2 separate regions of the Homo sapiens genome follow, and region 1 is linked to region 2. The links are chromatin contacts, found by Hi-C or POLR2A ChIA-PET in ENCODE. All regions are on one chromosome and are shown on one strand. Each heading gives the region's core, a stretch centred on a gene start or an enhancer-like site at or near the end of the contact. The rest is flanking DNA. Distances are from core to core; before and after follow the strand shown. Region 1 has its middle 59 kb from the start of COBL. Region 2 overlaps GRB10 (growth factor receptor bound protein 10).

Region 1 (4,822 bases), core at 2,197-4,696, 740 kb after region 2:
ATAGTGAAACCCCGTCTCAACTAAAAGTACAAAAATTAGGTGTGGTAGTGTGTGCCTGTAATCCCAGCTACTAGGGAGGCTGAGGCAGGAGAATCGCTTGAACCAGGGAGGCGGTGAGGTTGCAGTGAGCTGAGATTGAGACACTGCACTCTAGCCTGGGCGACAGAATGATTCCATCTCAAAAACAAAAACAAACAGAAAAACAGTTAATGGGAAGACAGCCTGTGTGGTCTGGTGTCATTTTTTAGTAATTCCGTGAAGTACAATGGAGTTTCCAGGTTTTCTCTGTGACAAAGGGATGCTGCTTTGTCACTTTTTTTTTTTTCCTTTTGAGACGGGGTGTTACTCTGTAGCTCAGACTGGCGTGCAGTGATGCGATCACAGCTCACAGCAGCCTCGAACTCTTAGGCTCAGGAGATCTTCCCACCTTCTGAGTAGCTGAGAGTACAGGTACATGCCACCGAACCTGGCCAATTTTTGTATTTTTTGTACAGACAGAGTCTCACTAATGTTCCCCAGGCTGGTCTGGAACTCCTGGGCTCAAATAATCCTCCTGCCTTGGTCACCCAAAATGTTGGGATTACAGGCATGAGCCACTGTGCCCAGCTGAGACTTGATATTTAAATAGTGGTCTGGGGACCAGCAGCACTGACATCTCCTGGGAGCTTGTTAGAATTGCAGAATTTCAGGTCCCACTTCAGACCTGTTGATTGAGCATTTTCATATTAACAAGATTCACAGGTGATTTGTATGCACATTTTAGTTTGAGAAGGACTTATTTAGAATGGAAGATAAAAAACGGCAAAGAAAGAGTTAAATACCTCCAGTTCAATTAGGGATTGATGAGAGATGGTGTGATCTAAAACATTCTTCTGGGTTGAATTTGGCCTTGTTGCCTGGACTATCAATATTGTGGTGTTTATCCTCTTAGGGAGAGAACTCCAAACTCCAGATCATTTCCTTAATCTGCTTCTCTAACCAGGTGTGGGAATCCAGATTGCCTCAAAATCTCGAGCTGCTAAGGCTGGGAAGAGCCTGAGATGTCATCAGTTCAGCTCAATCCTTAGTTGCTGCCCTGCCCACTTCTGCCCACCCCCATTTCACAGGCGAGCCTCTGGGAAGGGCAGTGGTTTGCTCAAACTACATATCAGCCCAGGGCTGGCCACAGTTCTGAGTCCCAGCCAGTACTTATCTTTTCTCTAAGTTTTGGTCCATTATTTTTTTTCTTTTATGGATTCAGCCTATCTTTTTAGAAAAATGAATTTTAAAAACATATATTCATTCATATCATAAAAGTATCATAGGCTTATTGTAAAAAAATCAAACAGTGTTGGGTACAGTGGCTCACACCTGTAATCCCAGCACTTTGGGAGGCCAAGGCAGGTGGTTCACGAGGTCAGGAGTTCGAGACCAGCCTGGCCAATACGGTGAAACCCCCGTCTCTACTAAAAATACAAAAATTAGCCTGGTGTGGTGGTGCGCATCTGTAGTTCCAGCTGCTCAGGAGGCTGAGGCAGAAGAATCACTTGAACCCCGGAGGCAGAGGTTACAGTGAGCAGAGATCATGCCACTGCACTCCAGCCTGGAGGATAGAGCAAGACTCCATCTCAAAAAAAAAAAAAAAAAAAAAAGATTTACTGAAACATTGCAAAGATCATATAGAAAGTTTTCTTACATGCTTCACCAGTTTGCCTTCCATCAACATCTCACGCAACTATGGCACATTTGTCAAAACTAGGAAACTGATATTGGTACAACATGATTCACCAAACTCCAGACTTTGTTGGGATTTCACCAGCTTTTCCACTAATGTCCCTTCTTCCTTTCCAGAATCCAGCTCAAGAAACCACATGGCATTTGGTCATCTGCCATTGCATTCCTTTACGTGTGATGATCAAAGTAATAATTCTCTCTCTTTTACAGGTGAGGAAAGAAGTGATTCAATGGCCAAAGGATTGCCCTGTCACATCTAGGAGGCGAAGGCAGTGCAATAAAGGGTTTATTACTTGGCTAAATTTAGAACCGGAATTTATGTGGTGTGACCTTGAGCCTTTGTCTTCCTGTCTGAATGATAGGATCATAGATTAATCCTTCTTTCCAGGCAGTGGTGGGGACTAAATGAGATAATATATATGGGCATATGCGTGCCAAAGAAATGGTACCTGCTGCTCTTGTTATTACTGTCAGTATCGCCATCAGGAGCCTTGATCCCAGGTAGACTGCCTAACTGCTGAAACCTAGCTTCTTGTCCAGCGTGGTCAATCATCCCACCTCTCCAGCCTCACCCCAGACAAGACAAACAAGAGCTCAGGAAATAAATGTTAGTTTTGACACCCTTCCTTACCCTCAAAACTTAAAGAGGTTGACACACTTTCTTACCCTTAAAACTTAAAGACCTTGTTAAAACTCAAGGTCAAATAGCTGGCTAGGAGCTTAACCAGAGAGATAACCTAGTTTTTTTTGTTTGTTTGTTTTTTGAGATGGAGTTTTTGCTCTTGTCGCCCAGGCTGGAGTGTAATGGCGCGATCTTGGCTCACTGCAACCCCTGCCTCCCAGGTTCAAATGATTCTCCTGTCTCAGGCTCCTGAGTAGTTGGGATTACAAGCGTCCACCACCATGCCTGGCTAATTTTTGTACTTTTAGTAGAGACGGGGTTTCATCAAGTTGGCCAGGCTGGTCTCGAACTCCTGACCTCAGATGATCCACCCGCCTCAGCATCCCAAAGTGCTGGGATTACAGACATGAGCCACCATGCTGGGCTGTTTTTTGTTTGTTTGTTTGTTTGTTTGTTTGTTTTTGTAGAGATGGGGTCTCTCTCTGTTGCCCAGGCTGAAATAGAACTCCTGGGCTGAAGTGATGCCCCTGCTTTGTTTCCCAAAGTGCTGGGATTATAGACATGAGCCACTTCACCCAGCCTAAGCAGCTAGGTCTTGCTAAGACCTTGTCCCATCCACTGGGCAGAACCCCTCCCTCTTCTCTTCCTCCTCCCCTTGCCTCCCTTCCCATTCAGAGACTGCCCTGGGGAACAGAAGCTACCTGCCGGCTGCTCTTAACTCCACTTGATGGGATGCCCTGCAAGGGACCCCAGCATCTCTTCTGGCCTAAAGGAGCTGTCATAAACACCTGATGAAGGAAGTGTTGCAAGATCATTTTCAAAAAAAGGTGAAATTATGACTTTCACATAGATAGAAAATGAATAGGTATTAACCATTTTATTTAACTCATAAGGGGGCCAGGTGACGTTATAACCAGCTCAACAGGGCAGCTGAGAACAGTCACATTCACAGGTCAGGAATAGTGAAATGAATGTGCAAATGGAAACTGGTTTTTCAACAAGAGAGTGAGGGAGAACCTCTACTAGACAGGGCAATATATCATTTGCCTACAATTTACAGAGCTGTAAAGTAGCTCAAAGACAACAAAAGGCTAGAATCTGATAACCAGGAAGTGTGTGCTGTGTGTAGATAGTGCATTATTTTCTGCTGAATCACATTTTTTTCTGCAGAAGGAAGGTTATGAGCAGGGTACACTCCAGAGTCTCTAATGTGATGATCACTCTCTGAGAATTAGTATGAGTCATATAAGATACAAGGACCTTTCTGGATGGATTGGGAAAATTATATCTCACTTGCAAGCAAGAGGCCTGCAGTCTAAAGTCCCCCTCTTAAGATGCAGGTCTTGGCTTGGCGCGATAGCTCATGCGTGTAATCCTAGCACTTTGGGAGCCCAAAGCAGGAGGATCACTTGAGCTCAGGAGTTCAAGACCAGCCTGGGCAACACAGACTTCATTTCTAAAAAAAAAAAAAAAAAAAAAAAAAAAGATGCAGGTCTTAGCTGGGCACAGTGACTCACTCCCGTAATCCCAGCACTTTGGGAGGTTGAGGTAGGAAAACTGCTTGAAGCCAAGAGTTCCAGACCAGCCTGAGCAACATGGCAAAACCCCATCTTTACAAAAAATTTTAAAAATTAGCCAGGTGTGGAGGTGCATGCTTGGAGTCCCAGCTACTCGGGAGGCTGAGGTAGGAAGGCTGCTTGAGCCCAGGAGATTATCAAAGCTGTAGTGAGCCGTGTTTGCATCACTGTACTCGAGCCGAGGCAACAGAGTGAGATCCTGTTTCAAAAAAAAGGCAGAGCTCAAGACATTAAAGTTTATTTTTCAGTTGTACTTTGGCACCTGTGTTACATGATCGGTTCTGGAACATTCTAGAACGTGGATTTCTGAAGTGGGTCTGTAGTGGAGGCCTATAGAGTTTTCACTGGACCTGCTTTGATCCTGTCTCTGCTGTGCAGCCTCGTGCAGTTATACTAGCTCTCTGATGTGCAGCTTCCTCCTCTTTGAGGATGTCAATATTGATACTTCATATATTATTTTGTTACCTAAACTACATTAAAGTTAGGAGAAAATTTCTTGGAAAATGTCCTTAGTCCCTACAATTCTTACTTATCAGCCCAGCCTCCTCCCCTCTTCCCATCCCGGTCCCGTCCCCTCGGCTCTCCATTCAATTCCCCATTTCCACCATTTGTCTCTCTAGTAGGGTAGAGAGGGGCTTGGGTTGCCCTGGAGGGGCTGGCCTGTGCTGAGTGAAGTTCACACCTGGGTGTGCCCTCAGGAAAGGGGCCCCTGGGGACAGGGTAACCATCAGAAAGGCTCAGGGCTCCCCAGTGCGCCATGCTGTCCTTTGTCCCATCTCTGATTCTGTGCTTACTGTGCCCAAGTATGGAATTGCAGGGTAGCAGCATGGGGACTTCCAGGTGGGCCCCTCCTAGCAGTGGGGGTTTCAGCCAATGAAGAATTCAGTCTCCTGACATAGGTCTCCCTTCA
Region 2 (5,269 bases), core at 1,540-4,039:
TGCTTAATCAATGTATGGAAGTTCTACATTAGTTATGACCTATCTTGGCCTGGGGTGGTGGTTCCAAAGAGGAACTTAGAAACAGACTTGGCCATAACCATGCTTCATCAGTAACTAGCTGTGGGAACATGGCTGAGCTATCCAGCCTCTCTGTGCCTCAGTTTCCTCATCTGTAAAATGGAAATCTGTAAGCAGCACCAGCCTCATAGTGTTGCTATGACATGGATTAATGAGATACCCTCTTGAAAAGATCCTGGCCCCTGACACGTGCCCTCCCTGGGACGTGCTTGGATCCACCGTGGATCTGGGAACAAGGCAGGCTCCAGCTGAAGGCCTGTGGACAACCACCGAAGGGTGCAGGGGCAGGACCCTGAAAGCTGCTTCCAACTCAGGATTTCAGTTCTGAGAAAGCAAACCTCATGACCAGTTAAGATGCAGCAGGAACAATTCAGTCAGAAAAGCCACCCCTCAAATCCTCAATTTCTTTCTCTCTACTGCAAAAAAGCCCCTAAATAGCAAATTGTTTTTAAAAATAAAACGGCAATATTAAAGAGGGCATAATTATGTCAACAGCATGAAACTCTGTCTTTTTAGAGTTAGTTGGGGGAGGAATGGTTTGCAAAGCTACCCAGGCCTCTGGCTGGCTTGGCACTGAATCCCGTTATAAAAGCCCTGAAGTGCTAATAGAAGGTTCCACTGTTCCCAGACTTTCTGTTGTCACTTTTTACATATTCACTGCATAGACAAAAAAGCAAGAGCTTAATTTTTTTTGCAAACTTAAAGGAAGAAGTTTAAGAACAATTGGAGTTGAAGGTAGATCATTATATCTCCACGGCCCCAAACTCCACTCTGGGGCACCTGGTTTTTTGTCTCAGTGGCCCCCACGGGGTTGTTGTGTGTGTGGGAGTCATTCAGGCCCCTCCTTGCTGTCAATCTTAGCACAGACCCTCACTCTTGCTTCCTGCCACAGTCTTAGACCTTGCTCTTGGATAACTTACAGGCTCAGGGAATCTCATGACTGCATCCAAAAGACCTCCTGACTGGCTGTGAGTCTTTGCTCAAGGCTCAGCAGTAATCGCCTTGTAAAAATAGCAAATGGGGCACTCTCTTTGTCCTCTTCGAGCCCTCTGCAGCATAAGATGTCCCTGGACAGACGGCCCAGCCTCCAGGGTGCACACACTGACCCACAGTACCCGAGATCCACACCTACCCTGAGACCTTCACACAGAAACCGAGACATCTGAGGGCTTCTGGGCCAGCAGCTCTTGCGACCAGTTTCATCCCAGTGCTTAATTATGATCTAGCATACTTTTTAGTTCAAAAGCTCTTTTAGGATGTAATGTAAAATGGAGTTTTTAGTAACTCTGGTAAATACTCGTGGTAAATGTTTTGGAGAAGCCAGGTTGTAATCACAGGGCCAAGTGGAGGCATTCACAGGGTAAGAGAAATTATCAAAGCAGGCAAAAGGTCCCGAAGACGTGATATGAGGTTGTGCATGTGGATGAAATCCTGTTCTGGGTGACCTACCCTACCCTACCTGGCCTCCGAGGGGCCTTGAGGAGAAAGCAGGAAGACTGCTGTGCCAGGAAGGCAAAGGAAGCCTTAACTCCACGCACATGTCTCTGCCCCTTTGACAGGAGGTGGAGCTATTTCTGGAAGGCAGAAAGCTTGCCCGATGTCACAGAGGTGGAAAGTACTGGAGCCAGGATCTAACCAGGGCTCCCCGCCCTGGCTCTGCTTGCCTTTCTTCTCCACTGCAACCCACTACCCAGCGTGTACCAGGTGGGCTCCAAGGCTTCACACAAAAAGGCTTTTGATTCCATGTGGCCCTGAAGGCCTCAAATTGGGCAGACCCTGAAGCCTGGAGGTTTGGGGTAAATTACATTTACTTCAGACTAGGGCATAACCAACCAGGGTAGGCTAAATTAATCTCACCAAAAAGGAATGTAATTCTGCCATTATTTTTAGTTCTGTTTTAAATTAATGATATTATTTCTTGATATAAGGGATAACTGAAGCACTACACATGATTATATGGCTCTACTCACCATAAAGAGAACACGCATAATAATCCTGTTCAATTATAGTGACTCAAACCTACTTAAAAAAAATGTGCTTAATAGCCTGCATTGTCCCACCTGAAGTGTTTTGTTGTTAGCCTGGGAGCAGTTCAGTGTCCCCCACCACAGCTGAGGCTTGACCCTGAGGCCTGGTCTCAGCTCCCCAGGACGCAGCACACTGCCCAGGGCTATGGAGATGAGACTTGTGGCCTGATTTCAAATACTGGAGGAGCCCCCACTGTCTGAACACAGCAAAGAGTGTGGCGCAGGTTCAAGGGGTGGCATGGGAGCCGGGTGCCCCACCCTTAGTGAGACCAGACCCAGAAGGGTGTGGCCTGATAGCCTTGGTTTCCGTTGCAGGGAGTCCTGAGGTCCTGAGTACCAGGAGCTCAGGGCAGTGCGGATGACTTGGGAGAAGCCTAGCTGGTTGGGCCAGTTGCTAGGGCTGGATGCTGGAGGGAGAACCACAGGGTTGGGGGAGTGTGAGCTGGCAGTCTCCAGGGCTACCTGCTGGGCTAAGCATCCCAGTTGCTCCTCCTACTGAAGAGACTCTGTTGCGCAGGAAAGGCAACTGTGCTGCACACTAGAGGGTTGTCCCAGTGGCCTGAGAGGTGTCCCTAGACCCCCGCCAAGGTTGGTGCTTGTACCTGCCCTGGAGAGCCTGGTCACGGGCTTGCCAGACCCAGCCATACCCAGCTCTGCCGCCCCCAGCCAGGGTGGTGGCAGAGTGCAGGACGGGATCCCTGGGAATCCCGCCCATGGCCAGGGAAACCCTGGTATTTCCCCACATCAACAAAGGCCAAAAATTCCACTGCTATTATTGCAACTGCCTCTCAACTGCAAGCGCCACCTACTGGCCTGTAGGGTGAACTGCATAACTCAAAGTAATTCCTGCTGACAGTATACAGCGGTGGGGGATGAGATAAGCCTCCTGAAACCTCCACCTCCCCATTTCTCTGTAGGAGACAGTGAGTCTGACCACTGGTCCAGCACACTGTTACTACAACCTACAAACAACTAGCATTTGAGAAAACCACTACACTAAAGCTATCTATAACCAAGTAATTCATAAAAGCCTTGGCCCCCTAAAACTACAGAGAAGCCAAGACAAAGGAACTTAACCAACATACAGAACAGTCACATCCTCAAGGTGGGGGAGGGAAGAAAAAATACCAAGCAAATGAAAGTAAATTCAAAAATAAGTAGTGACCGCTTCTACAGATGAGAAGAAACCAACACAAGAACTCCAGCTCCATGAAGAAACAATGTTGTGACATCCACATTAGCCCTCTAGCAATGGCTCCTAACCACAATGAAAACTTTGAAATGACAGATAAAGAATTCAAGATATGAAGTGTAAGGAAGCTCAATGAGAGCCAAGAGAAAGTTGAAAACCAACACAAAAAAACCAGAAGAGTAATTCTGGAGATGAAAGATGAGATAGATATATTAAAAACAAACAAAACAACAACAACAACTTTTGGAAATGAAAAGTTCACTAAAGGAATTTCAAAAAACAGTTGAAAGCTTCAACAATAGAGTAGACCAAGCAGAAGAATTTCAGAGCTTGAAGACTAGTCTTTTGAATTAGCCCAGATAAGAAGAAACAACAATTTTTTAAAAAAGAATAAAGCCTTTGAGAAATGTAAGATTATTTAAACCTAGGACTTATAGGTATTCCTGAGGGAGAAGAAAAAAAATAAGTTTGGAAACATATTTAAGGGAAATAATTCAGGAAAATTTCCCCAAACTTGCTAGAGATGTAGATATGCAGATACAAGAAATTCAGAGAACCCATTAGAGATACTACAGAAGATGCACATTCACCAAAGAATGGTCATCAGATTAATTCAAGGTCAACATGAAAGAACAAATTTCAAAAGCAGTTAGATAGAAGTGTCAAATCACCTATAATGGAAATCCCATTAGACTAACAGTGGACTTCTCAGCAGAAACCTTACAAGTCAGAAGAGACTGGGGGTCTATTTTTAGCCTCCTTTAAGAAAAAAGAAACGTAAGTCAAGAATTTTATATTCTGCCAAACTAAGCTTCAAAAATGAAGGAGAAATAAAGCCTTTCCCAGATAAGCCAATGCTGAGGGAATTTGCCACTACTAGACAAATCCTACAAAAAAATTCTCAAAGGAGTTATAAAAATGGAAACAAAAGGATGATACTCACCATCATAACAGCATACATAAGTAGACAAAGCTCACTGTATAAAGCAATTACACAACTGAGACTACAAATAAACCAGCTAACAACACTATGACAGGAATAACACTTCAAATACCAATATTAATGTTGAACATAAATGGCCTAAATGTTCCATTTAAAAGACATGGACTGGCAAACTGGATAAAAAAACAAGACCCAGCCATCTGCTGCCTACAAGAGACCCACCTAACGGCTAAAGACACCTACAGACTCAAAGTAAATGGGTGGAAAAATATATATCATGCAATGGAAAACAAATGTGAGCAGGAGTAGCCATTCTTATATCAGATAAAACAGACTTTAAGCTAACAACAGTTTTAGAAAAAGAGACAATGAAGGGCATTATATCATAAGAATGCATTCAATACAAGAGGACATAAATTTTGGAAATACGTGTGCAAGCACCAAAGCACCCACATTCATAAAACAAATACAACTACACCTAAAAGAAGAGAATGACAGCAATACCATAATAGTGGGGGGCTACAACACCCCACTGACAACAGTAGACAGGTAACTGAGGCAGAAAGTCAACAAAGAAACTCTGAACTTAAGCTAGACCTGATCAAATGGAAATAATAAACATTTATAGAACATGCTACCCAGCACCTGCAGAATATACATTTTTCTCATCTGCACATCAAACAAAATTGACCAGATGCTTTGCCATAAAGCACATTTCAATAAATTTTTTAAAAAATCAAAACCATATCAAGTATCTTCTTGGACCACAGTGTAATAAAATTAAAAATCAATACCATAAGGAACTCTCAAAACTGTACAAATACGTGGAAACTAAAAAACGTGCTCCTGAATGACTTTTGGGTAAACAATGAACTTAAGGCAGAAAAAGAAATTTTTTTAATGAAAATAGAGACACAACATATCAACACCTCTGGAATACAGCAAAAGCAGTGCTAAGAAATAAGTTTTATAGTGTTAAATGTCTATATCAAAAAGACAGAAAGTTCTCAAATTAACAACCCAATGTCA

The links. Hi-C counts contacts between places; a loop is a spot of excess contacts on that map. ChIA-PET counts read pairs that join two places held with the same protein, here RNA polymerase II (POLR2A). Pooled maps may share reads with other maps.
Region 1: a loop to region 2 is called in a map of dorsolateral prefrontal cortex, with 4 times the contacts of the local background. The contact joins two enhancer-like sites. A Hi-C loop is called at or near these places in 1 of 168 maps with a recorded cell type or tissue (dorsolateral prefrontal cortex) and 2 of 50 pooled maps. POLR2A ChIA-PET finds 5 or more read pairs at or near these places in 1 of 52 experiments (HEK293).

Annotation. Positions count from the first base shown.
Region 1 is chr7:51,373,170-51,377,991 of GRCh38, forward strand. No RefSeq gene overlaps it. Among named protein-coding and RNA genes, the nearest start is that of COBL, 59 kb to the left of the region's middle. Within about 2 kb of position 3,447, at least 3 of the 41 ENCODE cell types and tissues checked have a DNase peak (open chromatin) inside an H3K27ac peak, as active enhancers do.
Region 2 is chr7:50,630,187-50,635,455 of GRCh38, forward strand. All of the region lies in intron 7 of GRB10 (growth factor receptor bound protein 10), which reads right to left. Among named protein-coding and RNA genes, the nearest start is that of DDC, 67 kb to the left of the region's middle. Within about 2 kb of position 2,790, at least 3 of the 41 ENCODE cell types and tissues checked have a DNase peak (open chromatin) inside an H3K27ac peak, as active enhancers do.